Regions from separate parts of the Homo sapiens genome. Here region 1 is linked to region 2. A link is a loop called in an ENCODE intact Hi-C map of the cell type or tissue named here. Cell type or tissue: IMR-90. All regions are shown on one strand. Links, peaks and the distances in the headings refer to the core of each region. The heading gives the core; the rest is flanking DNA. Region 1 overlaps LOC105372017 (a long non-coding RNA gene). Region 2 overlaps LOC101927548 (a long non-coding RNA gene).

The links. Hi-C counts contacts between places; a loop is a spot of excess contacts. Peaks named below come from ENCODE experiments on the same cell type or tissue, not always from the same donor. Only the 100,000 strongest peaks of a DNase experiment are listed, where the experiment ranks them.
Region 1: it touches region 2 in a loop (2.7-fold over the local background); 2 of 110 quality-filtered maps call a loop at or near these places.

Annotation. Positions count from the first base shown.
Region 1 is chr18:22,222,524-22,238,400 of GRCh38, forward strand. LOC105372017 (a long non-coding RNA gene) reads left to right here. Exons shown (of 3, transcript XR_935279.3): 3 at 13,476-13,831. Among named protein-coding and RNA genes, the nearest start is that of GATA6, 61 kb to the left of the region's middle. In IMR-90, for the core only: no CTCF peak of the experiment used is centred there; DNase peaks (open chromatin) are centred at 6,618 and 8,308; H3K27me3 peaks cover 1,250 bases.
Region 2 is chr18:22,302,382-22,318,258 of GRCh38, forward strand. LOC101927548 (a long non-coding RNA gene) reads right to left here. Exons shown (of 3, transcript XR_001753531.2): 2 at 1,066-1,142. Among named protein-coding and RNA genes, the nearest start is that of CTAGE1, 110 kb to the right of the region's middle. In IMR-90, for the core only: no CTCF peak of the experiment used is centred there; DNase peaks (open chromatin) are centred at 6,980 and 9,100; H3K27ac peaks cover 359 bases.

The DNA of each region.
Region 1 (15,877 bases), core at 4,440-12,439, 78 kb before region 2:
CAGGCCAGGTGTGGTGGCTCATGCCTGTAATCCCAGCACTTTGGGAGGCCAAGGTGGGTGGATCACTTGAGGTCAGGAGTTCAAGACCAGCCTGGCCAACATGGCAAAACCCCATCTCTACTAAAAATACAAAAATTAGCTGGGCGTGGTGGCACATGCCTGTAATCCCAGCCACTGGGGAGGCTGAGGCCGGAGAATTGCTGGAACCTGGGAGGTGGAGGCTGCAGTGAGCCAAGATCATACCACTGCACTCCAGCCTGGGCAACAGAGTGAGACTCTGCCTTAATAATAATAATACTAATAGTAACAAAAAGGAGAGTAACAGTAGTTACGCTCAGGTCATTGAGTGCCAGCTCGGAACTGAACTTTGCATTCATTGTCCTCTTGAGTCCTGCAACGTAGGTTTGATCATCACATTGTTTTAGATCCAGCCATTGGCAGAGGTATGATTTGGCCCAATCCACTCACTTGAAAGCTCCCACTCCCTGTGGCCACTCCTTTAAAACAGAGCCTTGCTCCTCAAAATATGGTCTGATCACCTGCAGCGTGGGCATCCCCTGGGAGCTTGTTGGAGCAGCTCAGGCTCTGTCCCAGACCTATTCAAGCCAAATCTGGATTTAGCAAGACTCTCGAGGGATTTGTATTCAAGTAAAAGTTTGAGGAGCACTAGTTTAGATGATTCTGCTTTAGAAAAAACTTTCCCTACGCGTTAATACTTATCAAGTGTTCCCTTGCTTTATGGCTGAAGAAGGAAAGCATCACACTAAGGATGGAGAGAAGGCTGTCCTGGTTGGGGAGGGTGGAGTCCTTGCTCTACTGAGAGGGTGTGCATTTCTGAACCCTTGTTGCCTGTTTCTCTCCTTGAAAACTGAATATGTCATAGGATGTACAACACCAAGGGTGAGCCCTAACACGGACTATGGACTTTGGATTGTAACCAACGTAGCACTCTGGTGCAGGATGTGGGGATGCGGATAGTGGGTGGGGCTGTGCGTGCTGGGGGAACAAGGGGTCTGTGAGAGCTCCGTACTTTCTGCCCAATTTTGCTATGAACCTAAGACTGCCCTAAAAAATAAGGTGTATTCAAACCTGAACACACCTTAATGTATTCAGGCTGTGGGCCTTGCCGAAGATGGGACAGCTAGTAAGATAATGCCTGTTAAATTCTTTTTTAAAAAAATCATTTGGATAAAAGTGCTTTTGAAAGACAGGGTTTTGTCAAGTGCTATGATCTCATCATCTGGCAGCCCCGGCGGGCAAGGAGTCCAAGGGAAACCCAGGGCGTTGACAAGTGGGTGACTCAGGTGCCGGCCCTGCTGGCGGTGAGCAACTGCGGGGTTGGAACCCGTGGGAGGGGCAGGGAGATGTGCTGAGCTCCTTTCTGGCCAGTGCTGATGTCATCAAAGCCCCAGGGCTAAGGCTGTGCTTTCCACCTGCCCTCAGAAGCACCAGTACTCCTGGTTTCTTATTTATTTATTTTTTCTCTTCTCTCTGGTTTTCTGGGTTGTGTTTTCCCCTTTGTTCTTAAATAGTTAGTTGGGACCTGTGGTAGCTCTTTCAAGGGCTCTGCTAACACAGGACAGCCCTGGACCTTGGCTTATAGGGACTTTATATCCTCATTGTCAGTCCCTGGGGCAGTTAATATGCCTGAAACGCCCTCCACTCCCTCTTAAATGTGTGTGTGTGTGTGTGTGTGTGTGTGTTTGGTTTATTTAATACTATTCTGTAGCATAGGTAAAAGGCTTTAAAAAAACCTTTTCTGCTATCTCATTTGATTCTAAAGACAGTGTCTGGTCAATGGATGGGTGATGGTATTAGGAACACAGGCTGGGTGTCAATCATCCTCCAGTTAATGCAGAAAGAAGGATTCAGTGAGTGAAGTGACTTGCTTAAGGGCACACAGCTCTGTGCAGGTGGGCAACGTGGGAAGGCTCCCAGGGCTCTCCCTTACAAATCCCCAGGCATCTGGCTTCCTAAGCCTGAGGCCTTACTTGTCCTGCCTAAATACTACTAGGTCAGCAAAACTTGTTAGCCATAAAGAGAGAACACTAACCCTGTGTGTCACAGGGGATTCAGGATCAGGGTGGTAGAAACCAATAGGGCCATTTTTTCCTCTGGGCTGTGCTGTTTCTGCCAAGCACCTTCTTGTTTTTATCCATAATAAAAATAAGTGCTAAGTTTTTCATTTTACTTATTTTTTAGATTTTGGGTGTGTTGCCTAGGCTGGAGTGCAGTGGTGTGATCATTACTCACTGCCGTCTGCAGTCTTGACTTTCCAGGCTCGCTACAGCCTCCAGAGCAGCTGGGATTACAGGTGCACACCACCACAGCCGGCTAATTGTTTTTTTTTTTTTTTAGAGATGAGGTCTTGCTGTGTCACCCAGGCTGATCTTGAACTCCTGGCCTCAAGTTATCCGCCAGCCTTAGTCTCTCAAGTTGCTAGGATTATAGGCGTGAGCAACCAAGCTCAGCTGGTGCTAAGTTTTAAGAAATAAAATAACCAGAAAAATTAGGCCAAGTGAAATAGTTCAACTTAGCTTAGCAATGGCAAGCTCAGGTCTTTTCCAAATAATGAGGAAACCTGGTGAAACCACAGTAACCTCAGTGAGCTGTGGCCTTTGCTGACGAGATGGGTGATCAGAATTTGAGGCAAATGGTCCAAGTAGCTGTTTATCGTCTTCAACTTTCACAGCTTCCATTCCAAGCCAATAACTCACTTCTGGGCCCCACAAGTGACCTGTGTTCTACACCTCTATCAATTTTCCCCGAGGTGACTTATTCATTAGCAAATGTGAAAAATTACTAATTAGCACCCCTTCCATGTGAAAGCAGTCTAGACTATTGGTGGGTGTTCAAAAAGGAAGACAACTTCTCCCATCCTCTTGCCTTCTGAGATACTTGGATTTACACAGGAAGGATGTCTCCACTAATGAAACTACCACAGCCTTAGAGACATTTTAAATGGAAAAAGTGGATATAAAAATAATGCTAAAAAAGTTTGAAAAGGCACACTGGCAGCAATGAGGTGAAAAAAAAGGTCTGAAGAAAATGTAAAAAACCCATAAAACCCATAATACTACCATCTTCATATGATAGAAGCATTTATATATTTTCATATTTTCTAGTTTTGGTCCACAAATAAAGACACATTTATTTGGCATTGTGGCAAGCTCATTGTAACATACTCACTGAATATTATCCATTCCTCCCACCTATATCCTATGTTTATACATTGCCTTCATAATGATCATTTTTGATGTCTGCATAATATTGATCATGTGGACACCCTGAATGTACTAAGCAAACTCTTGATTTAATTTTTTTTTTTTTTTGAGATAGGGTCTCCCTCTGTCACCCAGGCTGGAGTGCAGTGGCACAATCATAGCTCACTGTAACCTTGAACTCCTGGGCTCGAGGATCCCTCTTCAGCCTCCTGAGTAGCCATCACTACAAGCATGTGCCCTCATGCCCAGCTAAAATCTGCTCTCTTGGCAAATTACCAGTATATAATACAATATTATTAATTATAATCCTCATGTTGTACATCAGATCTCTTTAACTTATTTATCCTACATAATTGCAACTTTGTACCTTTTGACCAAAGGAAATGAAATCACCACCTTATAAAGGTATCTGCATTCCCTCATTCATTGCAGCATTATTCACAATAGCCAAGATCGGGAACCAACCAAAGTGTACATAGACAGATGAGTGGATAAAGAAATTGCAGTATAGCTATCTGTCTCTATACACATATAATGGAATATTATTCAGCCTTTACAAAGAAGATGGAAATTCTGTCATTTGAGACGAAATGGATGAACTTACAGGACAATATGTTAAGTAACATAAGGCAGGCACAGAAGGAAGAATACTGCATGCTGCCACTTATGTGTGGAGTCTGAAAAGAAATTAAATATGGGAAGGAGGAGGCAGGAAATGGGAATACTTAAGTCTAACCAATCCCTTTGGTGGACATTTTGATTGTTTCTGGATTTTCTGTTATTGATGGGACCAGGAACATTTTTGCATGTAGATACTTTGAAATTGTTTTCTTAGGAAAATCTCAGCAGTAGCAAATGAAGACAGGACTTCAGGAAGAGGGGCCACTCTTCTACCTCTGTCCTCTCTGGAGGGAGACACACAGCACTTTCAAGCCATCTCACAGAGGGCGACTGGTTGTGATTTCTCAGGCCCTTTAAATACCTCTCCTCTGCTCCTTCTGCTTCTGCCTTCATTTCCTCCCACTCTCCTTCTCAGTGCCTTTCCTCAGCCCAAAGCTGTCCCTTGGACTCCTCCTGAACATCTGTCTCCCCCAAAGGCTCTCGTCTGAATGATCCAGCTTTTCACTCCTGGCTCCTTTCTGAAGATCTGTCCTGAAATGCAGGAAGCGGGGAGGGGAACAACACATATTTGAATCCTATCAGCCTCTTGATCTGGTGTCTTATCTAAATATTATTTCTTGTCCTACTTACATCACAAGCCCATAAGGCATAGGCCATGCCTTTACATGTGTCATAGAGAACAGAGAATGCAGTTGACTCTTGGCAAACGTGTGTTGTTGTTGTAAGTTGTTAATAATTGTAAGATGTGAGTAGATGTTCTGGGGAGGTAAAATCAGAGCTAGAAACAAGGGGGGACTTTCTGGGAAGATCATTACGGAAAGTCTTCACAAAAAGGGGGTGATTCTGAACTTTCACCCATGTTTTTGGAAAAGTGCCCAGGGCTTTTGCTCCTGGGAGATATTGGCATTTGGATGGGTGCTTGAACGGAGGGCTGTCCACTTGAACAAAACTTCGTGGGGCATTTTGAACCCTGCCAAGTTAAGTTCAGGGCCATAGAAAAGACAGTGACAGGCAAATACCTCTGGGATAAGCCTTTAGTGACTTTGGGTAATGGAACTGGAACTCTCATCAATTCCTACGTTTTATAATTTGTAGTTTGGGAATTGAGGTTAAATGTTAGAGAGGATTTTTCTTTTTTAATTTTTAATTTTTATATTTTCTTAGAGACAGGGTCTCACTCTGTTGCCCAGGCTGGTCTTAAATCCCTGGGCTCAAGCAGTCCTCTACCTTGATCTCCCAAAGTGCTGAGATTACAGGCATGAGCCACTGCACCTGGTCCAGGATTTTTCTTTTCTTTCTTTCTTTCTTTTCTTTTTTTTTTTTTTGAGACAGAGTTTCGCTCTTGTTGCCCAGGCTGGAGTACAATGGCACGATCTCAGCTCACTACAACCTCCGCCGCCTGGGTTCAAGTGATTCTCCTGCCTCCGCCTCCCAAGTAGCTGGGATTACAGGCATGCACCACCATGCCCGGCTAATTTTTTGTATTTAGTAGAGATGGGGTTTCACAATGTTGGTCAGGCTGGTCTTGAATTCCGGACCTCAGGTGATCCACTAGCCTCGGCCTCCAAAGTGCTGGGATTACAGGCGTGAGCCACCGCGCCCAGCCGGTTTTTCAAGTATAAAACATAACATTGGGTCAAGCCAGTGGGCTGGACCATCCATTCATTCTCCATGGCTTCAACAAAGGGTAAATATTTTGTCCTTTTTGACTTTATCATAAGATATTAGTGATAACCTCCCTTAATAACTTTAGCTAAGGTCTTCATTAGTAAATAGAAATCACATTAAGTAGATTAGAAACCAAAATCCTGTCTGGTAAGGGCCTTTCACATCAAATGTTAAAACAATTTAGGTGAGTAGGATGTTTCTATAAATGGGTTATTTCTAATGCAGAATCTGTTTTTACATTTGAAATGTGGTGATGCTTATTAATTTACTACTATTTTTATACAGATTTGCTTATGAGGTATACCTGTAACTATTTACATATTGTTCTACAGTTTAACAAGTGGGTTTTTTTTTTTTTTTTTTGAGGCAGGGTCTCACTCTCTTGCCCAGGCTGGAGTGCAGTGGTGCAATCACAGCTCACTGTAGCCTGGACTTCCCAGGCTCAAGTGATTCTCCTACCTTACCTAAGCCTCCCAAGTAGCTGGGACTATAGGCATATGCACCATCATGTCCAGCTAATTTTTAAATTTTTTAAGAGACGAGGTCTCGCTATGTTGTCCAGGCTGGTCTCAAACTCCTGGGCTCATGTGATCCTCTTGCCTTGGCCTCCCAAAGTGCTGGAATTACAGGCATGAGCCTATAATCATGAGCTGACAAGTGCTTTAACATACATTTTCTCACTGGGCATGGAGGCTTATGCCTGTAATCTTAGCACTTTGGGAGGCAGGGGTGGGTGGATCACTTGAGCTCCAGGAGTTCAAGACCAGCCTGGACAATATGGTGAAACCCTATCTCTACAAAAAATGCAAAAGTTAGCCAGGCATGGTGGCACATACCTGTAGTCCCAGCTACTCAGGAGGCTGAGGTGGGAGGTTGACTTGAGCCCAGGAGGTGGAGGCTGCAATGAGCCAACATCAAGCCACTATACTTCAGTCTGGGCAACAGAGCTAGATCCTGTCTCAAAAAGCAAGCAAGCAAATAAACAAACATTTTCTCTTTATTCTCACAACTTGTGAAGCAGACAAAGATCTGCTTCTGTTTCACACAGGAAGACACTGAGGCCAAAGAGTTTAAGTGATTCAGTAAGTTGTTGAGTCAGGATTGAAAGGCAGCATTAGATATTTGTCCAGTGTCGTAACTATCTCCCTGATATGGGAAATGATGATGATTTCAGCCTTTTTTAGTCTTCATGAGTATTCTGTAATTGTCTCCTGTTGGTCCCTTATTGTCTTTCTGTCTTGTGGATATCGTTCTTGTGTTGTTAAAATTCCAGAGAAACAACTGGACTTTGAAATAGTCAATAAATGAGGCACAGAAATGGAAACCTCAGGTATTTTCATAGATCTGGAAGAGGGTAGGGAAGAAAGACCCAGTTAGTTGAAAGTATCCGTTAGACACCATGGGAAGCCCACATGAGGCATTTACATGGAAGTTCTGGCGTGTGGGCTGAGGAGAGGTGACACTTCTGGATTGTTTTGGAATGCTGTATCTGCTCCAGAAATGCTCAAAAACTGCAGTGGTAATGCCGATTTGAGTCTCCAGTAGATTTAGGCTCTTCTTGGTACATTTTGGTGCCCTAGCAGGAGAGAGAGGCAGAGAGAGAGAAAGAGAGAGAGAGAGAGAGAGCGACAGACAGACACTCATCATTTTTGTAGATTGCCAGTAGGTAAACACAAGTGTTTTATTAAACTATGTATCAAGGGCTAGGCAGGAGGATCACTTGAGGATAATTTGAGACCAGCTTGGGCAACAAAGCAAGACCCTGTCTCTACAACAATAAAAAGTAAAAAAATTAGCCAGGCGTGGTGGTGAGTGCCTGTAATCCCAGCTACTGTGGAGGCTGAGGTAGGAGGATCGCTTGAGCCCAGGAGTTCAAGGCTGCAGTGAAATGTGATTGCACCACTGCATTCCACCTGCGTGACAGAGTGGGACCCTGTCTTTAAAAAGAAACCCAAAACAACAACAACAATAAAACAAACTAAAAACTCTACATAAATGTCTCTAACTATTACCCTATTACCACGGTGTGTCTTTGGGAAAGTGGTATCCTCTCTCTGTGCCTCAGTTTCCTCAGTGTTATGGCACAAACTGAAATATTTAAATGACATTTAATATTAATGTCATGGATATTAATATATTAATGACATATTAATATATAATTAATATTATGTATTAATGTCATTCTATTAAATGACACAATATTGCACGAACTGAATGTATTTAAAGGAGCCCTAGTGATAGCTCAATAAATATTAACTATTATTATTATTGTAAAGACTAACTTGTCCTCTAATGTATTACAGATGCTGGGTTTACTCTTTAATTGGTAATAAAACTTTTTTTCTACTTTTTAAATTGTGGTAATATATACCTATATAAAATTTACCATTTTAACCATTTTTAGGTGTACAATTTAGTGGCATTACATTCAGACAGTCTCGCTGAATGCGTGTTTAGGCAGGGAGTGGACCCGGGCAGGGCGGCAGGGCTGGTGTGGGGCTGTGTGAGTCTCCCCAAGGCTTGGGTCGGCTCCAGGTCTGGATGCCCCCTGCACTCTGCACAGTGCAGGGAGCAAGGAATGAGTGAGGAGGGGTGAGAGCGCAGTCACACAATTGTTGCCTGGCTGTTCTGTGAGCAACTGACTCAGACATTTATTTGTGTCATCTCTCTCCTCTGTTTTTATTTCACTGGCTCTTAGCCCCATCAGTTCATTTTCCCTGGGAAGCAAAGGCTGGGGTTCTTATTCATTTTGTTGATGTCATTCTTTTGAGCTGTGAGCGCATCAGTGGCCGAGAGAACCATTCAGACGTCCTTCGTACCATGATCGGAGGTTCATGACTCAGGTCTTCTGGCACGTGTGGATTAAGTGTAAACCTGAAGTCAGTGATTTTAATGCATTCCTTCAAATGAGTAAGGTCAGAAGTTTCGAAGGTTAGCCTCTGAAAGTCGTAAGTAGGGAGGACAAACAGACTTTAATAGAAATGGGAGGTCTGTATCCCCAGCTCTCTGAGATTGCTTCTTCAAACTGCTGGTGGCTCTTGTCATTTATGGTGCCATCACCATGAAGCTGGTAAGCAGGAGAATTGCTGGAAAAGTGACCGGCCTGAAGCCTGGTGCCTGTGTTGGCAAATTCAGTTGCAGAGAGATGGTTTGAAATTCATGTATTCATTCATTTGTTCCTTCAACAAACATGCACTGAGTGTGTGCCAGAAATTGTGGTGGTCACTGGAGTTGTAGTGGTCCCTGGAGGATGTCATCTTCTCCCAGAGAAGGTTTATTATAAGAGGTTTCTAATATACAACTTCTCAGGCAAATGACTCTTATCCCTAATTCTGAATTTTATTATTTAATTCCTCTGAACCTATTCAGCTTGCAGGCATCAAACAGGCACAAGTTTTTAAAATATCTGAAAGCTCTGGCCAGGCACAGTGGCTCACACCTATAACCCCAACACTTTGGAAGGCCGAGGCAAATGGATCGCTTGAGGTCAGGAGTTTCAGACTAGCCTGGCCAACATGGTGAAACTTCGTCACTACTAAAAATACAAACATTAGCCAGGCATGGTGGTGCATGCCTATAATCCTAGCTTCTTGGGAGGCACCTGTAATCTTAGCTATTTAGGAGGCTGAGGCACGAGAATCACTTGAAGCTGGGAGGTGTAGGTTGCAGTGAGCTAAGATCATGTCACCGCACTCCAGCCTGGGCGACAGAGGGAGACTCTGTCTCAAAATAATAATAATAATAATAATAATAATAATAAATAAAAATCTGAAAGATCCTAGGCTGGCTGACCTCTAAGTTATAGCTCATAAAGTAAACTATTGGCAACCTGGAGGTTTTCTGGTGGGCACAACTAGATGCAACCACTTAGGGGCCAGAGATTTAATTTAGCCATCTGTCCATCCATCCATCCATCCATCCATCCATCCATCCATCCATCCATACATCCATACATACATCTATCCATACATACCTACATACATACATCTATCCATCCATCCATCCATCCATCCACTCATCCATCCATCCATACATACATCCATACATACATCTATCCATACATACCTACATACATACATCTATCCATCCATCCATCCATCCATCCATCCATCCATCCACTCATCCATCCATCCATCCATCCATACATACATACATCTATCCATACATACCTACATACATACATCTATGCATCCATCCATCCATCCATCCACTCATCCATCCATCCATACATACATACATCTATCCATACATACCTACATACATACATCTATCCATCCATCCATCCATCCACTCATCCATCCATCCATCCATACATACATCCATACATACATCTATCCATACATACCTACATACATACATCTATCCATCCATCCATCCATCCATCCACTCATCCATCCATCCATACATACATACATCTATCCATACATACCTACATACATACATCTATCCATCCATCCATCCATCCATCCACTCATCCATCCATCCATCCATACATACATCCATACATACATCTATCCATACATACCTACATACATACATCTATCCATCCATCCACTCATCCATCCATCCATACATACATACATCTATCCATACATACCTACATACATACATCTATCCATCCATCCATCCATCCATCCACTCATCCATCCATCCATCCATCCATACATACATCTATCCATACATACCTACATACATACATCTATCCATCCATCCATCCATCCATCCATCCACTCATCCATCCATCCATCCATACATACATACATCCATACATACATCTATCCATACATACCTACATACATACATCTATCCATCCATCCATCCAACAGGCATTGACTACGTTTGCAGGCACTGGGAATGTTTATGAGGGGAGACTCATATGTAACATTTCCCAGTCTAGTCTAACTATGGAACCCCACGTATTCCATGGAACAAAGTTTGAGAAACACTAAAATGTGGGGGTGCAATACTCTTACCTTCTTTTTAGGACCCCTCTCATAAAACCTCACCTCACTAGGCTTTATATCTCCTAGGGTATTCTGGAAAGAGTGAGATTTTGGTAAACCATGGCTAGAATTTGTTATAGCCATGAGATGTCTGAAAGCTCACATTTCTCCAATGATTTGAGGAGTTGAACTTTTAGTTTCGATGAAAAGACTAGAGAAACAGGTATCCTGAGTATGTCAGCCCTCCCCTTCTGCGTTTTCTAGACAAACAAAAGCTGCTACCTTTCTTTCATGCGGAGCCACCTAGCCTCTGGCCTCACACCTGGGCTGTTTCATCTCAGGCAATGTCTGAGTATCTGATTGACCTGCCTTTCCACTCTCTGCCTCCTACTCCCAACTGGGATCCGGGGATTTGTGAACACACATGTTTGGGGAGAAGGCAGGAGTTGCACTACCACCTGGAGGCTGGGCAGGCACACCCCTGTGGTGTTTGTGTTCGTGTGCCTGTGTCAAGGTCCTGGCCGGAAGCGCCTCTCCTGGGTTAGGTTTAGCGTGCTGGCAATGCCTGGCGAAATCAAGCTCCTTTTTTCTGGGTCCCCAGCTTTCATCCTCTCCATGAAGTCACTTTTCTTATCGCATCCTAAATGGAGTGATGGGGTGGTAGGGGAGGGGAGGAGGAAGGATATGTCCCTTTGTGTGTTCCTGGAGGGTCACAAGTCTTAAAGGTCTCCTCTGCTGAGGGGGCACTGCTTCCTGACACCTTGCTGGCTTTGCTATCAGGTTTCATAGCAGGAAGAAATAGCTTCTCCTGCCCTCCCACAAACATTCCAAGGTGTGGAGATGCTCTTAGCATACAGCTATGCAACAAAAAATAAGAAGAGAATGGCTTCCAGCCCCTTTCTATTTAGAGGAAGTAGAAGTGTGAACCTACCAACCTTCCCTATACTTGTAAAAATTGCCTTAAAAAATACAAATGGCTTAGCGGTCCTGTTTAGTAACTTGCTGAGTGGCACGCTTAAAGAGCCACTTGGATTCCACCATTTTATTTTCATGTATGTGTGTGTGTATCATCATCATTATCAAAATTAGATAATATATGTGAAAGTGCTTTGTAAACAGCAGAAGAAGTAGGTATATGAGATTATTGTTGTTTTTGCCCTGTTACTAAAAACATCTCTTAAAGCTCTGCTTTTTGTGAGGCATCGTGGCAGATTCCTTTCTAAGGCTGGCTTTCACAATTAAATGTAAATAGATGCCCAGATGATGGAACTCTGCAGGCCCTCAAAGCCAAAATCTCTCTGTCATGTTACCTAAATTCCCATCATCTGTCCTACTTTAATGTCAACTGGGATGGGATAACTATTAAGATGTTAATCATCATGTCTCTTATTTGAAAATTTAGCAGAGAGCAGAGCTTTGAGGCACTGGGGCACAGGACAGGTGTGTTTTGAAATAGGGGAGTGGGGAAGAGAAGCAGATGACACAGGCCAGTGGTATTCCACAACACTGGATGCCAGAAACGCAGCACACAAAATAAAGGAGAAGGAAGAATGAAGCCCTCACTTGCTCTATGAATTTTCTCTGTTGTTCAGTTTGAGTGAATCTGACCAGATCATTGCCTTTTAGAAGCATATGACCAATGATACAATAAAGGTATCGGTAAACATATTGAAGACATTAACAAATACCTATGTTTAAGTATTTCCATATTGGTAAATGCAGTCTGTGGGGTGCTGAGTGATGGGGAACTCTGTGAAGTTCATATTTGGATAGGGTTCCTGAAAACTTTCCTATTTCCTGGGAAATCAGGAATTGTTACCTGGACGCAGTAGACTCCAGGAGCCCTCAGAATGACAGCACAGAAGACTCTTTTGCAGTCAAAAGTGTCTAGATGAGGGGCAGGGGATTCCAGGCATAGGGGGAGGCTAAAGAGAGGGCTTGGAGGGTGGAAGAGAAATCTGTAGGTTGATCACTGATCTATAGGGAAATCTTGCATACATCACCAAGACGCTGTTCTGTGTTAACACGGGAGGATAGTAATGTGTTGTAAGAAAGCCTAGCAAATATATTCTACTTTCCCTAAAATCAGCACAAATGACAGGTCCTTTAGTGCACTTGGAATCTCACTGAAGGCCTCAGGAGGAAGCATGTGCCTTCTGAGCAGGCTTTCCATGCAAGTGAAAGTGTAGTTGCTAAAGATCTGAGCCATCAAGTCTGGTATGAGTTGACACAGTGCTGCTGTGTGCTGTGATTTTGGCAAAGGCTCTGGATCCTTCTGAATATCTTGTTTGCAGGATAGTTCCTGAACCCATGCAGTTTACACCCCGTGGGAGAGGAGCTGCCACTCACCGGCTGGTTGCTTGAGTAAGATAGTTTTTATTTCTCTTGAACTTTGAATAATTTTTAGCTGAATTAACCTTGAGGGGGTCATTTCTTTAAAATTCATGAATATGTTCATTAAAAACAATTTCCAAATTCAATAAGACATTAAAAACCATCAAGATTCTACAGATTTGGGGGTTTGACCAGATTCTGCCTTTGAGGAAGTTTGTTTGTTTATTTATTTGTTTACTTATTTTGAGACAAGTTCTGGCTCTATCACCCGGGCTGAAGTGCAGTGGTGCCATCTTGGCTGACTGCATCCTCCATCTCCTGGGCTCCAGTGATCCTCCTATCTCAGCCTTCTGAGTAGCTGGGACTACAGGCATGCACCACCATGCCTGGCTAGTTTTGTATGTTTTGTAGAGATGGGATTTTGCCATGTTGCCCAGGCTGGTCTTGAATTCATGAGCTCAAGCGATCCACCTGCCTCAGTCTCCCAAAGTGCTGGGATTACAGGCATAAGCCACCGCGCTTGGTCTAGGAAGTTGATTCTTAGGATTTTGGAGGATGGAGATGGAAAAGTATGTTTAAATTCTGAGGCTCAGAGCTGTAATTTATAATCATGATTCCCAAGTGGTTAAAATTTCAGAATATCCAAAGCTATTATTTTCATTAACTTATAATTATTTATTGATAGATGCCTGGGTTCAAGCCAATACTTCAGAGTGAATGCACAAAAACCAAGGAAGACCTAGCTCCTTACTTCAAGGATCTTATAATAACAAACCAGCCCAATGTTGAATACTCATTGAACGTCTGCCATATTTGCAGTGTTGCTGTGGGAAATACAAAAGAAATCTAAGTCTTTGTTTTCCAAGAATTTGTGGTCTAGTTGGATATTAAGATCAGTACACAGGAAACAATGGGGCCAATATCAGTTGGAATGCCTTTGAATGCAAGAAACAAAAATCTCAACTGAAACTCACTTAAACAAGTAGCTGGTCAAATATTGTAATTAAACATCAGAGGTAGAACTGATTTTAATCTAGTGGGTCCAGAAGTTCAAAAACATTATTGAAGACCCAGGTTCCTTTATTCATTTCCTTCTGTCAATCCCAAGGCTGCTTCATCTTAGATCGTAAGACAGCAGCTATAGACATCAGGACTAAGACTCCTTCTTCAGGTCCAGCGGGAGAGAGTGGGCATGTATTTTTTTTTTTTTTTTTTTGAGATGGAGTTTTGCTCTGTTACCCGGGCTGGAATGCAGTGGCGTGATCTCGGCTCACTGCAACCTCCGCCTCCTGGGTTCAAGCAATTCTCATGCCTCAGCCTCCTGAGTAGCTGGGATCACAGGTGTCTGCCACCATGCCTAGCTAATTTTTATATTTTTTGTAGAGACAGGGTTTCACCATGTTGGCCAGGCTGGTCTTGAACTCCTGGCCTCAAGAGATCCGCCCATCTCAGCCTCCCAAAGTGCTGGGATTACAGGCATCAGCCACCCTGCCCGGCCGAGAGTGGGCATTCTATAGTGCATACAGAAAAGCAAGGAAATCCCTTTTCCAGAAATTCTCAAACTATCTGTTACCTTCCATTGGCCCTAATTAGTTACCTATCCATCCCTGACCGAAGCATTTTGGCAAAGGAAATAGGAGTACTCTGATTGGTTCGGATTGATCGGGTCTCACCACTGGAGCTGGGATAAGGGTAGGATAAGGGAGGAGGGTAGATACTAGAAGGGGAACATGGGTACAATTGAAAAGGGGTGAATGGATGCTGATTGACAAACAACTATGCTCACTATGGGATCCAAGCAAAATATTAAGATGTCATTGGGGAAATTTTGCCATCTGTAACCACAACTGCCTTCTAACAATGGTGGGCATGGTTATATGGACAACATCTTGCTGGTGCCATCTTGGGAAACATGCCAGTTTTGGAATATGAGGTAATAGGAGCTGAACAGCCCTACAGAAGAATTTGAAGAGTGGGGGTTGGAAGAGGAAAAACCCAATGAGAAAGAGAGGAGCCAGCAGAGCTGGGAATTTCATGGGGCAGGAGCTGAGACAGAAATGCCTGGTGAAGTGGAGGTGGTGTGGTTGATGAGAAGGTTTCAGAGAAATGTCTAATAAAGAGTTTGAAAGTTGCTAGGGCTGGGCGCAGTGGCTCATGCCTGCAATCCCAACACTTTGGGAGGCTGAGGCAGATGGATCATTTGAGGTTGGGAGTTTGAGACCAGCTGACCAACATGGAGAAACCCCGTCTCTACTAAAAATACAAACTTAGCTGGGCGTGGTGGCACATGCCTGTAATCCCAGCTATTCAGGAGGCTGAGGCAGAAGAATCACTTGAACCTGGGAGGTGGAGGTTGCGGTGAGCCGAGATCGCACCATTACACTCCAGCCTGGGTGACAAGAGCGAAACTCCATCTCAAATAAATAAATAAAAGAAAGTTGCTGTGGGCAAGTGCCATGGAAACTCATCCTCCTGTGGAACCCTGTGGGACCTCTTGAAATGCTATGCAAAGTCTACATTGTTCAATATTCCTTTTGTGAGAGTGGGTTCTTGGGAAATCTGAACAGCTCTTTAGTGTTACATGTGGGTCAACACACATCAGAGAGGACAATACCCCGTTTTGGAAATGGGGCAGGTAAAACAAAAAAATTTAAACAGTCTCATCTCTGCACACACCCAAGTGGTGGAGTTTAGGAATATTCTGCAGTTATGCTCTTCCTCTGTAGTTTGCCTTTTTTGTTGCTATTATTTTCCCTTCCAAATAAGCTCTTTTTCCAGGGAGGCCTTAAGAGACAGAGATATTGTCGATCCTCCCCAGACCTAAACCTAAAACCTCTTGGTCTCTCTCCTCCAGAGGGACAGACAGTGGCCCAGGGGGAATGACCAGCAGAGGGGCATCTTCCATCAGTAGAGCTTGGCTCTGATGCCTCTCAGACACGCTGATGGTTTTCGATGAGGGTTGTGGTTTCATCACAGTGTATCAGGGGTGACAGAGTTTCCTGGTCTGGCCAGGGCTGTGCGTACACAACATATCCGTATGCAAAAATCACTGTTCTCATCTTGGCTTCACAGGGACAGTGGGATTAC
Region 2 (15,877 bases), core at 2,794-10,793:
AGATGGCTTCTGTAGCCTGTGCCATCACGCTTAGATTTCAGTGAGCAAGAAAGGAGAAAGGAACAGCAAAGGGGCATACTCCCTGAAATTGCACACACGACTTCCTCTTATAATCCATTGACCAAAACTTTGTTGTAGGGCAACATCTCAGCTGCGAAAAAAAAGCTAGTCTTTATTTTAGGCAGCCAAGTGCCCTGCTAACCTTTGGGAATTCTGTTACTGAGCGAGAAGGGAATAATGACATTGGAGGTCAATTAGAAATATTTATACATACCTTAATTTCAAATAAATCCCCAACTTGCTTCTTCTATAATCACATCTATGTATCTACATTTTGGGAGCTATTTAATTCTACAGTCTTGTCTGTGGGAACTCCATGGCAGAGGTCCCAAACAAACAGCTCTGCCTTCTGGGTACAAGCGATTCTCCTGCCTCAGCCTCCAAGTAGCTAGGGCTACAGGGGTGTGCCAACACACTGGGCTAATTTTTGCATTTTTAGTAGAGACAGGATTTCACTATGTTGGTCAGGCTGGTCTTGAACTCCTGACCTCAAGTGATCTGCCCACCTTGGCCTGTCAAAGTGCTGGGAGTACAGACGTGAGCCACTGCACCCAGCTAAAATTCTAATGCAGAACTTATCCATGTTCCCAATGGCTGTCTTCTACCCTCCATAGCATTACAAGAGGCAGGCCACCTTTATTCTGGCACTGAAGGTTACACTTTTCTAGTAAACTGGAAACTCCAGAATCTGAGAAAAGATTGTACTTTTGACAATGCCAAAGGCTAAAGTCTCCTGCTAAATATTGCATTTGATTTTATTTTGTGGTGATTTGCACATTTCTAATCTGAGGAGCTCCAGATTTCCAGTTTACTTTTATTTACCACAGCTTTCTTCCAAAGCCTCTGTTCTGGGTGGGGTGTTTTGCTGATTCTTTTGCCTTTCCCATTTGCTCCTGGAAGATCTTCATGTTTACATTCATTTCACATACAGACATTTCTCTTTTCCTGAAATTCTCATGCTTTGCTTTTCACCAGGTTTTTAAAAACATCTTTCCTGGTATCTACCTTATTCTGTGTCGAGTGTCTATTTTTCTTTGGATTTCGGCATCGGTTGGGCCTCTTTCTGTTTGTTACCGAAGTAACTATAAAAAAGAAGAGAAAATGTCAGGTAAAAAATTCACATGATCCTTAAAAGATCAATTAGCTGTCTGATACCAGCTATCCTTATCCAAGAACCATTTTTGTCTTGAGCTCTGATTGCTTCTCCTAGTAAAATATGTTTTGATTACATGTAGCACTGTTCTGCTATTTTGCTAAAGATTAAAACATGACCTGGCAACATATAATATCTCGGTGCGTATTCTCAATCCCCCCAACCTTGTAAATTTCAAAGTTATATAAAACTAAAGCCAACAAGAATATTAACCTTAATTTTAACCATGCGTCTTAGAATCAGAAGTTAAAAAGAAATATTCCATGGATGACTAACTCATAAATATATGTTACGAATTTTAATCTGAAAAAAATGCATCCTCTACTTGATAAATTCCCCTTGTCTTCAGTGCCACCACCCGTATTCTCATCCCCAGGGTTTTCATTTCCTCTTTCCTCTCCTTTACTCCTTTATTGACAAGCATCTTTCCTTTCTCCACAGAGACTCTTGGATTTGTCCCCGGGTCTTCGTGTCAGCTGTCACCTCTCAGAGCCAAGTCCCTATCAAGTCCCATATAAATTTTTGCAACAGCCTCTTTACTGGTCTCCTCACTTTCAATCTATCCTCCTGCCTGCGGCCAGATTCATCACTGCTTTCATCATCTCTGTCCCCCGATTAAGACCCTCCACTATTTCCTTATTTCTGATTACTTCAAGTCTGGGCTCAGCCTAGTAACAATGAGCCTTGCTCCATGGACTGTATTTTTCAACTTTCTTTCACAGAGCATCCCACTATGCATGCCCGACTTCAGTCACATGGTTTTCAGCATGCTCTCTTCTTTTTCTGTATATTCCCATATTCTTGTCTGCTTATCCTCTGCCCTCCCTGTATAACCTCCTCTCCCCTAATCCACATGATGCCTTTCCTTTAATTTCCTGAAGACTTCCTGCTCTCAACCCATTCCACAGCAATCCATCTTTCTGAGGCGCTATTTCGAACTGTGGTCTGTATTTGTCAAATTACTTCGAATTGAAGATTATGTGAAGGTCGCTACATAGTTGTTCTATTAAGGTTGCTACATGATTGTACATCTTCTCTTTTCAACTGCTTTCTGTTCTTTGTTTTGTCTAGCTGGCTATAATTTGGTATTTAATTGTTATTGAACAAATCAACAAATGAGAACCATGTAGGAGTCAACACATTCATTTCATGTATTTTGCTCTAATGTCCCATACTTGTTCATGGTGTGGAACTGGGGTTTGGATCTTATTATTTTATACATGAAATTCCACACTGTTCTGATATATATCTTTGTTTCTTGTCTTTATGGCCTTGTTATTTCCATTGATTACTTGAGGGAAGCAATTAAGAGACGCAGATCACAGAATAAGCCCAAGGTGAATGAGATTAAACCAAGAAAGAAGACGAGAAAATAAAAATTTCCTCACTGGGATATGCGGGCTATCCTCATTGGATTTAATTTATAATGAATTAGAAAAGATTTAAATATATTGCTTTAGAACTGTCTGTTTGAATTTGTTTCCACCCTGGCTGAACTATTGATAATTGATTTATGTGGGCTGTTTCCCATGATATTGGACAAGATCATGTACAGCCAAACAAAAATAAGTGAAGTCTAAGAAGAGTTAAAAGGGAGAAACCACCAGTCAAAACTAAAACCCGTGGCTCTCAAAATCCATTTGTCTTAGCAAGAAAATAGGCCTTGAAATTCAGAGTCTCAAGTTGCTGTTGAACATTGCAAAGTTTGGGTTGGTGTTATGGCTAGAATTGGGCCCAAATATTGTGCTCGTAGGAATGCAGAAAAACATGAAGGCACATGCTTGGGGGAGAGGGGGTTAGAATTGTTCTGGCAGAGTTTCATGTTCATTTGCTCTGACAGAGCCAGGAACATTTTGGTCTTCCCTATCTGTTGAGGTTTATTCATCACTTTCTGTAAACCCCAAGTACCTAAAAGGCCATAATCAAACTTGCTTATGAGGCAGACACCTGGAAGTCACCATGCTCCATGGAGAACAAGAATGGTGTGGCAGAGACTGAGGAGATGCTTGCCAGTCCTGACCCCTCCTCCTGGGCATTTCTGGCCTCCCTGGTAGTTAAGTTGGAGCCATATGACAAGCTCTCATCAACGGAATGTGAATAAAGGTGTTGTGTTGTCTTCCACTTCTGGGCCTGGCTGCCCAAATCTCCGTGGAGGTTCTTACCTTGCTCTTTCTCTTTGCATGCTGACGGGACAGATGAGGAAATGACAGTGGAAGGTTTGAAGGGAGGGTATGGAAGAGCCACAGATGGAAGGAACCTGGGTCCTGGGACCTTTGTATGGAATGCTGCTCACAGAACTCCTTCATTGAACATCGAAATATATGTAAAATATACTTTCATTGATTTATGCCTCTGGCATTGCTTCTGGTGTTGCTTGCTGCAGTTTCTGGTGTTGCTTGCTGCAGTTAATTAGCCTCACTAATACAAATAATATCTTTAATTCATCCTAAGATTTGAAATAGTTTTATTAAGAAAAATTACTTGTCCAAGAAAAAATTTTAAAAGCTACCAAATTTAACTCAATTTAATAGTTGATGAATATTAATAATAAAATAAATTAATAATAATAGTAGTAATAATATTGAACCCCTGGAATTCAAGGCTGCTGTAATTCAAGGTTTGAGCCCAGGAATTCAAGGCTGCTGGGCTGGAGCCCAGGAAAACAAGTCTGTTTTCACACTGCTGATAAAGATATACCCAAGACTGGGCAATTTACAAAAGAAAGAGGTTTAATGGTCTTACAGTTCCACGTGGCTGTGGAGGCCTCACAATCATGGCAAGAGGCAAGGAAGAGCAAGTCATGTCTTACATGAATGGCAGCAGGCAAAGAGAGAGCTTGTGCAGGGAAACTCCTGTTTTTAAAACCTTCAGATCGCGTGAGACTTATTCACTATCACAAGAACAACATGGGGAAGACCTGCCCCCATGATTCAATTACCTCCCACCAGGATCCTCCTATGACATGTGGGAATTGTGGGAGTTACAATTCGAGATGAGATTTGGGTGGGGATACTGCCAAACCATGTCAGCTGCAGTGAGCCAGGATCATGCCATTGTGCTCACTCCAGCCTGGGCAACAGAGGGAGACCCCATTTCCAAATACTATTACTACTACTACTACTAATAACAACAATAACATCATATTTATATAGTGTACTGAGAATATATATGGGGAACAAGAGAGAATATTTTACTAAGAATAGCAAGTTAAAAAACATATACAAGTGAATAAACAGTATGCTTACATGTGCTATGAAGAGAATAGGACACACTAACCTGAAACAGAGTGATGGGCTGGGGCCTAACTTAGATGGAGGACCAGGGAAGATCTCTCTTTGAGAAGGTGATATTTCACTCAAACTTGGATAGGCCCCAGTTATGTGGTTGTCTGGGGGAAGAGCTGTCTGGAGAGACGGTACAGCATTTGCAAATCACTGAGGCAGGAACAAACCTGATGTGCTCAAGGCACAGGGAGAAGAAGGGTGGCAGAAGCCTCAGGGGCAAGTACCACAGTGAGCGGGGAGCGGTCGTGAGGCCCAGACCTCTTATAGCTTTTAGACCAGGATTCAAAGTTTGCACTTTATTCAAAGAGCATTGGGAACTCTTTGTGAGTATTCAGCGAGGAGCCTGATTTGTGTTTTGAATAACTGGATGCTGTTTGGATAATGGATTTTAGAGAGAAAACATGGAGGCCAGTTAGGACACTAGACAGTGGTCCTGGAGAGAGAGTATGGTGGCTTCACCTAGGATAAAGTTGGATGGATTTGGGATTGAGATGAAAGAATGATTTTTCAGATGGCTTGAACATGAGGAGTAGGGGAAAAGAAGAAGATTTATTAATTCATTCAGCAAATATTGATTTAACATCTACTATGGGCCAGGCACTCTTCTAGGCTCTGGGAATAGAGCAGTGAACAGAACGGGTCAAGTCCCTGCTCTTGAGACCTTATTCTCTCATAGAGAGGGACAGATAATAAATAAACATCTTATGTCAGGTAGTGACAGGGCTTTGAAGTTAAGCAAAGCATTGTGAAGGGATGGCTAGAGTTAGATAAGATAATCGGGAGTCTTCTTTGATGGAGTGATATTTAAGCAAAGAAATGAGGAAGTGAGCCACATTGCTCTCTGGGGCAAGGGTGTCCTGGAAGAGGAAATGGCAAGTGTGGAGCCCTGGAGGTTGAAGCCTGAGTGGCATGTAGGCAGAGTGGTACACAGGTACCAAGGAGGGAGGGGAGTGAAGGAGAGAGGTTGCTGGGGAGACAAGGCCACGGGGAGGTGGGCAGGTGGGCAAATCATAGAGCTGGTGTCCCTGGCCCTTGGAGAGTTTTTTGTTTGTTTGTTTAGACAGGGTCTGGCTCTGTCAGCCAGGCTGGAGTGCAGTGGCATGATCTCAGCTCACTGCAACCTCTGCCTCCCAGGCTCAAACCATCCTGTCACCTCCACCTCCCGAGTAGCTGGGACTACAGGTGCACACCACCACACCTGGCTAGTCATTGCAGAGTTTTGAGTAGAGGAGTGGATGCAGGAAGGCTAGGTAGAAGGCAATCATCTTGTCAAGACATGATGGTTTTGTTTTCACCACTTTTTTCCATGATTTTCACCAGAATTTTCACCACGATGGGTTGTTTTCATCAATGCTTAGACGTTGATGCACTGATTGAGAAGGGACAGACAGAGGAAGAAATATGGGAGGAGAAATCAAAGTTCTGTTTAGGATAGGTTAAGTCTGAAATGCTTATTGGACCTACAATGAGAGATATCAGGTAGATAGCTGATGACTGAGCCCAGAATTCCAGGGAGAGTCAGGACTAGAAAGAGAAATTTGGAGTTGCCAGCTGAGAGATGGTATTGAATCCCTCAGGACTAGATGGGATTTTTTCACCCAGGAAAAGCCTGTAGACAGAGAAATGAAAAGAGCTGAAGTGTAGCCCTAGAGTTCTCCTACTTGTAGAAGTAGCATGAGGGGAGGAAGGTTGAGGAGGAGTGGCCAGTGAGGAGGATAAAAATCAGAAGTGTTTAGTGTTACAGAATCCAAGACAAGAGTCTCAAGTTAGCAGGTTCATCTCTATCCAATTCTGTTAGCAGTCAAAAAAGATGAGGACCAAGATGTGACCATTAGGTTTGACAACACAAAGTCACCGATGACTTTGACAAGACAGGTTTCAGAGGCATGATAAGGGCAGAAGCAAGGGAGGAGTGAGTACAGGAGGGGAAGAAGTGGACAAGGGGACAGTGAACAGCTCATGGGACAAGTTTTGCAGGCAGAAAAACAAAGAAATGCGGCAGTAACCATGGGGAAATGCGATTTCCGTGGATCAAAGCCTCATATTCCAAGACATTAGGGGAAAAATTCTCATTGTACTGTGTTATACCAATTTCTACAGGAATGAAGGCTTAATGTTTTCTTTCATGTATAGTTGCATTTTAAAATGCAAACCTCTGTCTTGCATGTAGTAAATAGTCTAATATACATTGGATACCTAGAATGAATAAATATTCTGGCTAAGACTAGCTCTGGAGTGAGTGTGTGTGTGTGTGTGTGTGTGTGTGTGTGTGTACACGTGCATTGTTTTCAAGTCAGGTGGGTTGGAAATCTTCCTGACAATCTGTTAGGCATCAGGAATTTTTATCTCCAGATGGGTGCCCCATTTTTCTTCTCGATAACCTCTTGCTAATGAAGAGCCTTGGATGGGAGTTCCATTTACAAATGGTGAATCATTAGAAACAGATTTGTAGGCAGGGAAGGATCTTCCAGCAGCAGAGCCTCACTTCTGAGGCATGCAGTCAGTTTCCTGCACAAATGGGCCTGTGAGCAGCTCCACCAGAGGGAAGACAACTCGTTCCACACACCCACTCCCACACCGCGGCTCCAACTACAAGCCTTCATCTGAGAGCCTGAGGGCAAAAGGACACGCTCTTTGTTTATTAATCACCTCTCCAGCCCCTGGCTTTTCCTCTCTTCTCTACCTCCTTTCTTACCAGTTATTGGGAGACAGAAACATTTCCTTCTATTACAGCCCATAGTTGTTAGCTGTGCCCTCAGCTCTCCCCGCCTTCTCTAAGCTTCCTTTCAGTCGGTCCTTCCTGGAGCCATCATGGTTTTCTGTCCCTGGTTCTCATGACCAGTCTGCAAATGGATCTCCTACTGCTCTGAGGCAGGGTGTTTTGCTGCCTCGAATCCTTTCTAAACCACTGTGGAAGGCAGGATGGGCCAGTGAGCTTTCAACAGGAAAGCAGAGTCAGGACCAGCCTGCGTTCTGGGATTTATGATTAGACTCTAGCTTCACAAGTCCTAGCCCATCATTCCCATGATGTTTTAACTGGTTTTTCATTCTTCTTATGCTCCTCCTCCTAAATGCTCATCACACGACCCTCCCATTGCTGTCTGTCCCACCACCAGAATGGTGGTCCCAGTACTCTGTCATTCATGTTCCTCCTTTCTGACTCCTGGCCATATCTACCACTATACTACCATGAATACTACTAATCCTACCATTAATACTACTCATCCTACCACTAATGCTACTATTAAATCAACTGACCATTTCACTTAAATATGTACTTAAGAAGGAAATTCTGTGGCTATATACATAGAAATTCACATCAAATAAAAAATAAATGCACCCCTCACAAAACACCCCAAATCAAGTTTATATTATCACACTCTAGCTGTATGCTTGTTTACCAAAGCCTCTAAGCTTGCTTTTATTTTTTAAACATAAATAATCAAGTATGAGAGCATTATTAAAGATATTCCAGTAACAAACTGAGACTTTTTCTTTGACACGTTCTGAAGGATTCAAAGAGAAGTGCTGTTTGCTCAGTATTGTGAATGTACTACAAGCCACTGAATGACACACTTTAAAATTCATCATGGTTAAAATGGTGTATTTTATCTCAATTTTTAAAAAGCCCAAAAGAATAATTTTGATTCAGTGTTATTTAATACCATGTTATAGTATTGCTTAAAATCTTTTCTCCCTCATTTTGGCAAACCTTACCCCAGTAAAGATGTAATGCTCAAGAGGCTGAGATCCATGCGGCTCTGTCTTAGAGTAGCACTGCTGTCAGAAGAACATGGCCTCGTGGGCTAAAGCTGTTTTAAGCTGAGCCAATACCTTCACCTGAATTTCTTGAATGATGGCGAATATAGCAATACACACAGAGTACAGCAACGTTCCCCAAAAGCCCCTGTTTACTTCTTCCCACTTCCAATATGTTTGAACTTTAATAATTTACTTTTCACTCTTTAGGTTTATTTACTTGTAAAATAGAGATAATAGTAACTATGTCAGTTTTATGATTATTAAATAAGAAAATCATGCAGCAGCCTAGCACAGTTCCTATATGAAATACAAGTTAGCTCTCTTCCTCTATCTCCTCAACTCCTTTCACTCAGTTGAAGAATATTCAGGGAGCAAATTCATATTGATGCTTTATGAATGATTTGATGCTGATATGATGATGATTTGCTAGAAATCCCTACAATCCAGAAATGGAGTAACTTAGAGATTCTGGGAAATCATCACTATATAGCCAGTACCAAAAAAAGAAGAAGAAGAAGAAAAAGAACAAATAGATTCTTCTGAGCACTCTTTTCAGAATCATTGATTGTTGATATACAGCTCTTCATTTGCATTAAGAAGCATTAAGAAATTATTTGTATCCCCACTGGGTTTCTATTGAATTCTTTTCTAGTACAGTTCTATACGTTGGAGTTTTGCCAATTTGGTTTAATTAATTAATCTTCAAGTAAAACCAAAGCATATTTACAGTATTTATGGGATTTCGTTATGAAACATCATCACTTCTGGTTCACTTGCATTCTGCTGTTTTTGGTCATCATTATTTGTATTGTTGGATTTGGCAGCAATCCTGGAAATACAATTTACTTTATGCTAAAACCATGTCTAAGAAAAAGCTGTGACTCCACGGTGGAGTGAAATATGGTGTACACTCCCTTGCATTGTGTTCTTGGTTTTGGAGATACATCAAACTACGAATGATGTATTCTTTCAAACTTGAGAAAGTGTGGGAGGTAGGGAACTTTTAGATGCCACAAACACGTTTTAAAAAGCATCTCAGAACCAGTTCTCTCTAAGAGGAGAAATACAGTTAGATTCTCCATGGTAAAAAGGAAGTTTTTTTTTTTAATTTTTGTTTTTTAAAGCACTGTGATAGGAGAAAAGGAATACTCTCAATGTATAGGCTCCTTGTGGCAACTGAAAAGACAACCAAGGCATAAGCTTGTGTGTTTCAGGCATAGTTGGTTTGTGGAGTAACTGAGGCCATCTGAAGTGCTTTTTATGATGGGTTTTGCAGTTCATTAAACATTCACTTACAGGGAGAATCTTTAACACTGTAGTTCGTGAGGTAGGCCTTTTCCTCCCAGTCCAGAAGAATAAAATTATCTGGAATGAGAATCGGATGTGAGACAAGTTAAAGAGAATTGGAACTTCTTTTTCTAGGCATTTCAGCTGTATTTTTAGCAGGCAAAATAATTTTGGGGAGCATCATATCTAAATCTTTCACTCCCATTCTTTGAATTTAGCAATTCACGTATATTTTGGGAAAAAAACAACATATGAACACCTACATCTTACAAGGAAGATGTAGATCTATACACACCTAGCGTTGATGTTAAGTGTCTCCCTTCATGGATGAGGTGAAACAGAACAGTTTCACACAGCTGGTGGGAATGTAAATAGTACAACCACTATAGAAAACAGTATGGAGGTTCCTTAAATAACCAAAAGTAGATCTACCATTCAATCCAGCAATCCCACTACTGGGTATCTACCCAAAGGAAAATAAGTCATTATATGAAAAAGACACTTGTACCTACATGTTTACAGCAGCATAACTCTCAATTGCAAAGATATGGAACCAACCTAAGTGCCCATCGATCAATGAGTGGATGAAGAAAATGTGGTATATATACACCATGGAATACTACTCAGCCATAAAAAGAAATGAAATAATGTCTTTTGCAGCAACTTGGATGGAGCTGGAGGCTATTATTTTGAGTAAAGTAAGTCAGGAATGGGAAACCAAATATCCTATGTTCTCACTTATAAGTGGGAGCTAAGCTATGAAGATGCAAAGGCCTAAGAATGATGTAATGGACTTTGGGGACGGGGCCAGGGAAAGTTGGTAGGGGTGAGAGATAAAAGACCATGTATCGGGTACAGTGTACACTGTTCAGGTGATGGGTGCTCTAAAATCTCAGAAATCACCACTAGAGAACTTATCCATATAACCAAAAACCACCTGTACCTCAAAAACTATTGAAATAAAAAAAAAAACAGAATGTTAAAGAGTATCCCTTAACTTGCCCTTCATTAGTGATCAGTACCTTGTCAATGGTAGATAGATCCCCCAAAGTGCTGTTGGTCTGTACATAGGCCGTCCAACTATGTGTAGGTTTGTCACCAGTAACCTAAACTGACACTAAGTGTAGGTAATTTCAGCTCCTCAAACAGGCATGATGGTTTTCAGGAACCATGTCAACTAGAGGAAACCAAGAGGATTTTCTGAAAGCAGCTGATTAATTCTTCGATGACTTCTCTTGGGGTTCCCTGATTTCCCATGGAATCAGACAGCTCTGAGCTGTAATCATTGGTAGTGTTTTGAAATCTTCACGTTATATAAACAAATCATCATCTTGCCAGGTTTGGGGGTCATCCTGTTAATAGGTCTGAAACAGGAACTCAGTGTGAGTCCTGGGTCACGGCCTCTTTTCCCCCAAGATCACATTTTTTTAGACAAACATTGCTTACTTTCTTTAACTGCAGAAAGTCTGTGCACGATTAAGTAGAATTTAGGCTCCTGGTGGTGTGCTAAAGTGAAACAAAGGAATTCCAGTGATTGGTAAGACAGGTGTTTGCTTCCTCTTCCTTGTTTTGGGCAGCACAGGCAAATCCCCCACATTACTGTTGTTCTTCATGGGATTGCCCCTTGGAGAGAGGATGGACACTGCTTATAAACCATCGTCCAGGTCCTATTCCCTCCTCTTTATGGTCGGAGGCACAGTTCTGAGTTCCCCCATATCACAGCAATTACCTTGCATCCCTTTTTCCCCTTTTTGATTACTATAAGTTTGAGTCAGCTCTTCATCCTCTCAAGTTGGCACCCATGGGAAGAGGCCAAGTTTATTTATCTTTGGTGCATCCTGTCTTCCTTTTCTGCCCTTCTGTGGCTTTTGGTAACTTCTTCATCCTTGGGCATTTTTTTGTGCTTAGCTCTTTTCATCTCCTCCCTTCTAAAAAAAAGACTCTTTGGCAAAGGCTCTGATAAACACATTTGCACTGAGGTGTAAATGGCTGATAAAAGATGCGTGTTTTGTTTGTTTGTTTGTTTGTTTTTTTACTAGGAGCATTTGCTTTGGTGCAAAGATATAAATTTCTAATGGTGGAATTTCAGATCAGCAGCCAGGGAAGGGAAGGAGTTGGGGGTGAGATATCTTCTTGAGGCCCCCATCAGCCTGCTTCTAAGGACATCCTCCTCCAAGGTAGCAGCCGGTCATAGGAGGCCCGGGCTGCTGTCTGTGGGAGGGGCTGGTCCCATGGTGAAACTCTGGCCTCACTCCACGACCAGAGCTTGAAGTCCTGGGGCTCTGTCTGAAAATCTTGAGCAAGCATCTTGCTTTTCCCAGAGGAATGTTTGGAAACACTACGAATATCACATTTGTGGTATATGTTTCATTACTTTACTGTTTTCTTCAGCTGATCTGATAGATACTTCATCGTTTTAAGGATTCTTGAACTTGCCCTTTAGCGACTCCAGTGCAACATCCTGGGTTCCCACATAGAGGTTAGTTCTTGCTGACAGAAACCTTTTAGTCTCATCATTCCTCAACTTGTCTAAATCAGAAGTGTTTTCGATATTCAAACCCTGACCTCCAGTAAATGAAAAACTGTTACAGCACAGTGAAATTCCTCCAGGCTTGGAGCACATACATCCATGACCACATCACTGCAGAATGAGATGACTAGGGCTGATGTCAAGGCAGGCAGCACCAGCCCCCACAGAAATGCCGGCCCTGCCCCGATTTCTTTGACACAACATGCAAGCCAGGCCTCTCAGGCACACTCCCAAGATGTGACATCTTCCAAACAACCCCTGCCCCATTAAAAAAATAAAAATCATCAAGCTTCAATGTAACTCAAAGCAGAAAGTATTGGTTAACATTATTTTTTTCCCCTAAAATACAATTCACCTCTCAGAGAAACTACTTTTGGATTCTGTTTATTCTAGTGAGTTGAAAATTTACTGTGGCCAGGGGCCTGTAATCTCAGCACTTTGGGAGGCCAAGGCGGGCTGATTGCTTGAGTCCAGGAGTTCGAGACCAGCCTGGGTGACATGATGAAACCTTGTCTTTACAAAAAATTTAAATAATAGCTGGGTGAGGTGGCACGTTCCTGTAGTCCCAGCTACTTGGGAGGCAGAGGTGGGAGGATTGCCTGAGTCCAGAATGGTGAGGCTGCGGTGAGCTGTGATAGCACCGTGGCAGAGTGAGATTCTGTCTCAAAAAAAAAAAAAAAGAAAACGAAAAATAACAGAAAATTTACCCTGAATTTCACCTTATATGATTCTATGATGTTTATGTGTGTTGAAGAACAAGTCAGACCTATAGGGTAAAGCGTTGTGTATTTGTCGGTTTTCTTTATCAGAGTAACTCAATTTTACCTGTCTTATCATCTTTCCAGGGCCTTTGGTATAGTACGTTCTCATAAAAAATTGTGAGGTGAAAAAGCAAATAAAGATGTTTATTTCTAACCCTATTTTGATAAGTTGAAATCTTTCATTTTCCAGCTGTTTTGTCTATAGTATACTAAACTTCCTCCATGGGCACAATAATACTGTTTATACTGCAGTGTGGGTAAACCTCAGAAACATTATGCTAAGTGAAGGAAGCCAGTCACAAAGGATCCCATATTGTACGGTTCCACTCATGTCAAATGTCTAGAATAGTCTAATCTATAGAGATAGAAAATACGTTAGTTGTTGCCTAGGGCTGAGGGAGACAAGAGAAATGGGGGTGACTGCTAAAGAGTATGAAGTTTCTTTTTGGGGTGATGAAATGTTCTAAAATTATGTTATGGTGATGGTTGTATAACTCTGTAAATGTGCTTTGACTTATACACTTTGAATGTTATGGTATGTAAATTACATATCAATACAGTGGTTTAAAAATGAATAAACTGGCCTGGCATGGTGGCTTAAGCTTGTAATCCGAGCACTTTGGGAGGCCGAGGTGGGCAGATCACTTGAGGTCAGGAGTTCGAGACCAGCCTGACCAACATGGTGAAACCCCAACTCTATTAAAATACAAAAATTAGCCAGGTGTAGTGGTGGGCGCCTGTAATCCCAGCTACTCAGGAGGCTGAGGCAAGAGAAACACTTGAACCCAGGAGATGGAGGTTGCAGTGAGTGGAGATCATGCCACTGCACTCCAGCCTGGGTGACAGAGTGAGTGAGACTCTGAAAATAAAAAGGAGAAAGAAAGAAAGAAAGAGAGAGAGAGAAAGAGAAAGAAAGAAAGAAAGAAAGAGAGAGAGAGAAAGAAAGAAAGAGAGAGAGAGAGAGAAAGAAAGAAAAAAGAAAGAAAAATGAATAAACTATGGTCTTATAAAATGGAAAGAAAAAGAGAGGACTTGGTTTGGATCCTTACTGCGGTGTAATATGAAAGACATTTGGTCTTTGTCCCCAGTTCCTGGCAAAGAGTTCCCTAACACCCAACCTATGGGATCTAATGCTAACTCCAGATAGATAATGTCAGGATTGAATTGATGTATAGTATACCCAGTTGGTGTTTGCTGGAGAACTGCATGGTGTGTGGGGAAAATCCCCTCTGTGTCTGGTCACAGAAGTGTTCTGGGCTGTGATGCAAGCACAGTAGGAGAGAAACAGAGTATCTTTCTTCAGAATTGGCATCAGAAGTGTTGCGAGAGAGGGTAGAGCAACAGCGAGTGTGCTTACCCCACCCCCCAACCTTTCTACAAATCTGGGAAATAGAATGAATCTGATCATTTTACTGGTATAGTAAGAAAATGCTTTGTTGTGGCTATGAAGGTGAGGATGAAATGGGTGAGGGTACCCTTCGGAGATGAAAAGGAAATTAAGGTAAGTGGGAAAGAAAATAAAAATTGAAGCCAAGGAATGTGTGCTGGTCACATCCTAAGGTGGCTCGCAGTGGCCCAACCTGTGTAACTCCCTCCTCTCGAGCTTGGTGAGACCTATGACTTGCATCTGACAATAGACTATGGCAAAGCCGCTGCGACATCATTCCTGTGATTATGACTATCAGACTCCGTCTTAGACTGGAGGGAGAAATTCTCCTGCTGGCCTTGAAGAAGCCAGTTGCTCTGACGTGAGCTTCTTTCAGAGAAGGCCACATGGCTGGCCCCCTCAGGGACCTCTAGGACCCGAAGGTGGCCTCTAGCCAACATCCAGTTAGAAGCTAGGAGCCTTCAGTCAGTCCTACAACAACAAGGAACTGAATTCTGCTAACGATCACATAAGCCTGGAAAAGGCTGCTCAGCTCCAGAAGGAATGCAAGCCAGCCAACACCTTGATTGCAGCCTTGTGAGGTCTGATGTTACCATCAAGATAGATAACGCCAGAACTGAATTACCAGCACCCAGCTCAGCTGTGCTGGGACACCCGGCCTCTAGAAACTGTGAGATGAAAAATGCATGTTGTTTAAGCCACTAAATTTGTGGTAATTTTTTATACAGCAATAGAAAACTAATACTATTATTGTAATAGTAACAATAACCGTTATAATAACAGCATATTGGAAATTAGTATGTGCCAGGCACTGGGCTAAGCTCTTTATACACAGAAATTCATGATTTCATTTTGAAGAAACAATATAGGATGGGTTCTGGCTCTGAACACAGACCACCAGGTTCCACGCGCTAGTCCTGTCTACTCGCCAATGACAGGGCCTTCAGCAAGTCACTCAACACCATTTCCTTTCAAGCCTCACATTTGTCCTTTTTGGTTGTTTATTTTTTGAGACAGGGTCTCGCTCTGTCACTCAGGCTGGAGTGCAGTGGTGAGATCATGGCACACTGCAGCCTCGACCTCTTGGGCTCAAGCAATCCTCCCACCTCAACATCCTAGGTAGCTGGGACTACAGCCACATGCCATCATGCTCGGCTAATTTTTTTTTTTTTATAGAGACAGAGTCTTGCTTTGTTGCCCGGGGTGGTCTTGAACTCCTGGCCTCAGGTGATCAGTCTGCCTCGGCTTCCCAAAGTCCTGGGATTACAGGTGTGAGCCACCGCGCCCGACATAAAATGGGTTTAAGAATGGTGTCTGCCTCACGGAGTTGATGATAGGGTTACATGAAATAATCCTACATCAGTGCCTGGCTCAAGGTAAATGCACGATAGTCACTAATTGTTGTTGCTGTCATCGCTACTATTTATTATATTGTTACATTCACGGTAATTAAGAGACCTCCTCTGCCACTCATTCATTGGGTGGCCTCGAGCAAGTTATTTTCTTAACTGAAGTTCTTCATCTGTAAAATGGGCATAGAAACAATACCTTCCCTGTAGGATTTTTATGAGGATTAAATGAGACGGTGCCTGTGCCACAGTGCTATGTCCAAGGTCTGACAGATGAGATAGACTTCATTCCCTTCTATCAGGG